Regions from separate parts of the Mus musculus genome. Here region 2 is linked to region 1. Evidence: chromatin loops called from intact Hi-C (ENCODE). Cell type or tissue: heart. All regions are shown on one strand. Each heading gives the region's core, and the rest is flanking DNA. Links, peaks and the distances in the headings are about the cores only.

Region 1 (2,920 bases), core at 232-2,731:
TGAACAGACTTATTTCTAATAGAGAAATGGCCAAGCCAGGAAGAAGGGAAGGGCTTCAAGAGGCGTGTGAGCAGAGGTTCTGAGTCAAAACAGCAGGAGGATAAGTAAGGACTGTGCTGTGGTTCTAAGAATAGTTCTAAAACTAGAGGAAACATAGGGAACAGCTCATGCAGCCAGCAGTGACCTTGAGAACAGGAATCAGCCAGTGGTGGGTTAGAAATTGCACAAGATGGGAGGAATCATGTAATGTATGCATGTGTTGCTCTGGTAGGCTTTGTTTTAAAGGTTACATTCCTCCAGGTATCTAGCATCTCCTATACTATGGATAAAGCTTGCTTTTAATGACAACCTTTAATTTGTAAGAAAAACAATAACAAAAAATGGTTGCTGGGAAGTTGCCTTTTAAATAATTAACTGTCTAGATGTGTTTAATATGGTCCAATTTGCAAAAATTTCATTTCTAGCCAAATATTCAGAAACATGCTACACAAAACAGAGGTTTGCTTTTTGTTTTTTGTTTTCTTTTTTTTTTTTTTTAAAGATTTTTTTATTTATTATTTAGAAGTACACTGTAGCTGTCTTCAGACACACAAGCGGAGGGTATCAGATCTCATTACAGATGGTTGTGAGCCACCATGTGGTTGCTGGAATTTGAACTCTGGACCTCTGGAAGAGCAGTCAGTGCTCTCAACCATTGAGCCATTTCTCCAGCCCTTGTTTTCTTTTTTGTCTCTTGCTTTGCTTATTTGTTTACATGTACATTTCTTATACTTTTGCTCAGCTTTAGTGAAATAAGAGATGTCCATCTGAGAGTGATACCATAGGCCTGTTATCTCAGAACTTACAAAGCTGAAGCAGGCTCACCCTGAGTTCTAGTGGGTTACACAGTGAGACTGTTTCAAATACTGAAGAAAACAAGACAAACAAAAATATATAGTCATGTAGGCACTTGTCTTTGGCAGATGGGGAAGCCCTAGACAGGTAAGAAAGTAAAAACCAAGTTCTTTTATATTAACAGTTTTCTTGAGTTTATCTGAGAAAGCACTGAACCAAAAGCGTAACATACTAATCTCAAACTAACCTTTTATGCAAGTAGCAACAGGTACATTTTCTATTTTGTGTTGATTTCTTTCCTCCAAAACATGCTTTTCAATGCTTCCTTTAAATAGTGTACTTAAAGCAAACATTTATAAACAGCATGGTTCTCTCATTCATCATAACCTTTTTTAATTTTTAACATTTTTTAAGTGTTTATATTTTTATTAAAAGACCGTGGGACTTTTAATGCTATACTTTATTTATTTATATATCAAAGGTTGTCCCTCTTCTTGGTCTCCCCTCTATGAACCCTCTCATTCTTCTCTCCCTTCCCTTTGCCTCTAAGAGGGAGCTCACTCACCTACTCCCTCCTTCCCCTCTAGCATCCCCCTTCACTGAGGCAAAAAGCCCCCACAGGATCAAACACCTCCCCTCCCACTGAGGCCAGATATGTAGTGGGAGCCATGGACCCACCTATGTATACTCTTTGGTTGGTGGTTTAGTCCCTGGGAGTTCTGTTGTGTCTGATTAGTTGATATTGTTGTTCTTCCTGTGGGGTTTCAATCCCCTTCAGCTCCTTCAGTCCTTCCCCTAACTCTTCCATGGGGTCCCCAGGCTTAGTCCAGTGGTTGGCTGTGAGTATCTGCATCTTAGTCAGTTGCTGGCAGAACCTCTCGGAGGATAGCTATATCAGGCTCCTGTCTGCAAGCACTTCTTGGCATCAGCAGTAGTGTTGGGGTTTGGTGTCTGCAGATAGGATGGATCCCAAGTTAGGGCAGTCTTTGGATGGCCTCTCCTTTGATCTCTGCTCCATTTTTTTTGTCCCCGCATTGGCAGGAACAATTCTGGGTTAAAACTTTTGAGATGGGTGGGTGGCCCCATCCCTTCACTGGGGCCATGTCTATCTACTGGAGGTGGTCTCTTCAGGTTCTACCTCCCCACGGTTGGGTATTTCAGCTAATGTCATTTCTTTTGGGTCCTGGGAGCCTCTCAAATCCTGGCTTCTGGGACTAGTGGTTCCTCCCATTCCCACCCCAACTGCTACTTATTTCTGTTCATTCTCCTGGTCCTCTAGACTTCTCTCCTGTCTTTTCCCATACCTGGCCCTACCCTTTCTCTTCCTCCTCCCCTTCACCATTCAGGTCCCTCCCTCTCTGTGCCTCCTGTGATTATTTTATTCCCCCTTCTGAGTGGGACTGAAGCATTCACACGTTGGCGTTGTTTTGTTAAGCTTCATATGGTCTGTGAGTTGTATTGTGGATATTCTGAACTTTTGGGCTAGTATCCACTTACCAGTGAGTACATACCATGTATATCTTTTTGGGTCTGGATTACCTCACTCAAGATGATATTTTCTAGTTCCATCCATTTGCCTACAAAATTCATGAAGTCATCATTTTTAGTAGCTGAGTAGTATTCCATTGAATAAATGTACCACAATTTCTGTATCTATTATTTTGTTGAGGGACATCTGGGTTGTTTCCAGTCCTGGCTCTTATAAATAACTAAGGCTGCTAGGAACATAGTGGAATACATGTCCTTGTTATATGTTGGAGCATCTTTTGGGTATATGCCCAGTAGTGGTGTAGCTGGATCTTTAGGTAGAACTATTTCCAATTTTCTGAGGAACTACCAGATTGATTTCCAAAGTGGCTGTACCATTTTGCAATCTCACCAGCAATGGAGGAGTGTTCTTCTTTCTCCACAACCTTGCCAGCATCTGCTGTCACCTGAGTTTTTGATCTTAGCCATTCTGATTGGGGTAAGGTGGAATGTCAGGGTCGTTTTGATTTGTATTTTCCTGATGACTAAGGATGTTGAACATTTCTTTAGGTACTTCTTGGCCATTTGAGATTCCTCAGTTGAGGTTTTTTTTTTTTTT
Region 2 (2,920 bases), core at 118-2,617, 65 kb after region 1:
AAGGCTGTTCTTTTATAAGAGCAGTCATTGTTTGTGATATAGCATTTTAATCTACTCTTAGTATTGGAGTGGTTATATAGACCTCATTTTTTTTCAACCAACTAGAAAAGAAAATGGGCTTTCTGTTTACCTGTAAAACCTGTTAACATAGTTGCCTGAACAATGTCTCTAGGACCAACAAGTGACATAGTCTGCTAGAAAAGTTTCTCAGAATATCCATTCTTTATGTGATGATTTCAGTCTTTTAGATATTCATAAGGTGTATGAAGATTATACCTTGTTCACTCACATGCACACATACACACACGTGTGTGAGTGTGTATACTCTATATCAATATATTCTCTAGATAGAGAGACCATATATATACATATATGCTAATCTCATTTAATTCCTTTTAGCAACTCTTTAAAATAGCTAGTTACTAATTTGTCCTCTATTTTCAAGTAAAAGCACAGAACTCAAAAGCTCTACTAACTGGTAGAGCTGTGACTCAAACCGGGTATGTTTAACTCCTAGATCAGCATTCTTAACTCTTAGTCATACAAGTAGCACTAGTTTATTAAGAGTTGTAGTTCTTCCAACATATAGTGGTCTATATATTTCAGACCTTAACTCACAGTCATCATGAGACTCACACCCACTCACTACTTTTCATATAGAGATGAAATTAGTGATAAGAACATGTATTTATTGATCTTTTCCCTTTTCCCCTTCTACCTTGGTAACTTGTAAGATCTAGGAGCTTAGATTAACTGAAATTTTGAAGCCCAGACTTTATTAAGTCTTAGGTTTAAGGTTTTTTTTTTTATTTTGGTTTTGGTTTTGGTTTTGGGGTTTGGTTGGTTGGTTGGTTGGTTGGTTGGTTGTGTTTTTTGTTTGTTTGGTTGTTGGTTTTTGTTTTTAAGGAAACTGCTTGAGATTTGGTTTCTATTATTGATATGCCAAGAGAAGATGAGAAAACTGGGTCAGGTGATTTCCTGAAGGTATAGGAAACAGGGAAGGCAAACTTGGGCTATTTTCTGCTTCTCATTTTCCACCCCCTTGAGTTGCATGGATCCTAATAGAGGGTATGGAAAGGTTCCTCTCAATTCTCACCATGGAAGATCAGCAATAATGTGTTATCCACAAGTGTTGTAGGAAGGAAGGTCAATATAATGTCAGAGAAAAGGAAAACTTACTGTTCTCCTGCCATTTGCCTCTAACAAACACCCTTCCTCCTCACCCTCCTCTTCCTCTCAGTGCTACTTCAGTTTTCTGCAAATGCTTTAAAATCATCCAATTTGTGGCAGGAGTGTAGGGAAAATGGCTCTCCTCACATTCTCATTCCCATGTGAGTAATGATTATAAATCAGCACACAATGATTTCTGCCACACAGATGATTTAACAGTAGTGTATCAAGAGCCTTTAGAAACACATACCTTCTCTTTCTGTCTCTTTGGTCTCCAAGACAGAAGCAAGATGATGAAAGGAATATTATCCTTTGGAACGCATCACAGTAAGATGTACATATTGTGACGCTGCTGTGGCTCTAAGGCCTACCACCTTCAGAAGTTGACCTGTAGCAATTGTAGCCACCCTGGCAAGTGCCAGAGAAAGTATAACTGGAGTGCCAAAGCTAAGAAATAAAACACTATTAGGACTGGGTAGATGAGGCACCTAAATAGTGTCTATTGTAGATTCAGGCATGGATTCCATGAAGGAACAACACCTAAACCCAAGAGGGCAGCTGTTGGAGCATCCAGTTCATCTTGAGGATTTCAGACAGTCATAAAATAAGTGTTCTGTTTTTGTTTTGTTTGTTTTTAAGAAAGAAGAAGGAAGAAAAGAAAAGAAGAGAAAAGAAAGGAAAGGGAAAGAAAAGAAAAGAAAAGAAAAGAAAAGAAAAGAAAAGAAAAGAGAGAGAAAGAAAGGGAGAGACAGACAGACAGACAGACAGACCGACCAACCCTTGGCTTGTTGGAAAAATAGCTGATTCTAAGAACTAGGAAATACATAAGACGAGCCTGGGGGATGTTTTAATGCCATAAAGTGAGGAAGAGCTCAAAGGTAAGCCAGAATGTTCACATCAGTGAGGAACTGGCATGGGAAGCTAAGAACTAACTAAAAGCACTCTAAAGGCCAAAGCTGAACAACAATATAGTTTTAGATTATAATCCCAAGTATAAAGTCAAGGCTCAGGAGTCTACACTGGTACAGATGATTGAACTGATGAGTAAAAGTAACAACAAAATCTTATATGCAAAACTATTTCAGATGGTTTATGTAAATACTCTTCAAGGAGACAGGAGTATGGATTCTCATTTCAATTTGGGCTTCTTATAATACCTTTATTCTAAATGGTACACTATAGGAAATGGGAAAGGAATGTTTACCAATCAGTATTGAACCCAGTGCTGATGATCAGCTTTAACAGTATGAAGTTATATTGAACTTGAACCTTTGTAGTATGTGATGCTGGCTGCACTTGAACACTGAAGTCTTCTTCCAAAACCCCATAATCATCTGCAAGACATTCAACACATCCCTACTGAAGGGCATTCCTACAAAATACCTCACTCAGTACTTACTATACCATCAAGAGTAGCCATGCAATCATCAGGAGCCCCAGGAATCAAGACCACTAAATGTAGTTTCCCAAAACAGAAAATGACAACAAGATATGAATCATTTCATGTTGACAACAGTGAAACCTAAACATAATTTCTTTTTATTAACCTAAAGTCTTTGTAAAATATAAAGTCTATTTTAAAAGTATAACTATGCCTAGGAGTTTCCCTTCTGTTTTTCTTTGGAAATTGTTAAGATGATTCATCTACATTGATGTATGTCACAGAGATATAGGAAATAGTAAAAAGGTGGAAATCCTTTAAATACCCAGTATTTGGCCTTCTAAATATATACAATTCAATAATGAATCA

The links. A loop is a pair of places that touch in the nucleus more often than their neighbours do. Peaks named below come from ENCODE experiments on the same cell type or tissue, not always from the same donor. Only the 100,000 strongest peaks of a DNase experiment are listed, where the experiment ranks them.
Region 2: it touches region 1 in a loop (2.3-fold over the local background); 2 of 42 quality-filtered maps call a loop at or near these places.

The regions. Positions count from the first base shown.
Region 1 is chr2:102,376,353-102,379,272 of GRCm38, reverse strand. The region is part of intron 2 of Trim44 (tripartite motif-containing 44); the gene reads left to right. Among named protein-coding and RNA genes, the nearest start is that of Gm52521, 12 kb to the right of the region's middle. In heart, for the core only: no CTCF peak of the experiment used is centred there; no DNase peak of the experiment used is centred there; H3K27ac peaks cover 448 bases.
Region 2 is chr2:102,310,748-102,313,667 of GRCm38, reverse strand. All of the region lies in intron 4 of Trim44 (tripartite motif-containing 44), which reads left to right. It also overlaps the pseudogene Gm13868. Among named protein-coding and RNA genes, the nearest start is that of Gm52521, 54 kb to the left of the region's middle. In heart, for the core only: no CTCF peak of the experiment used is centred there; no DNase peak of the experiment used is centred there.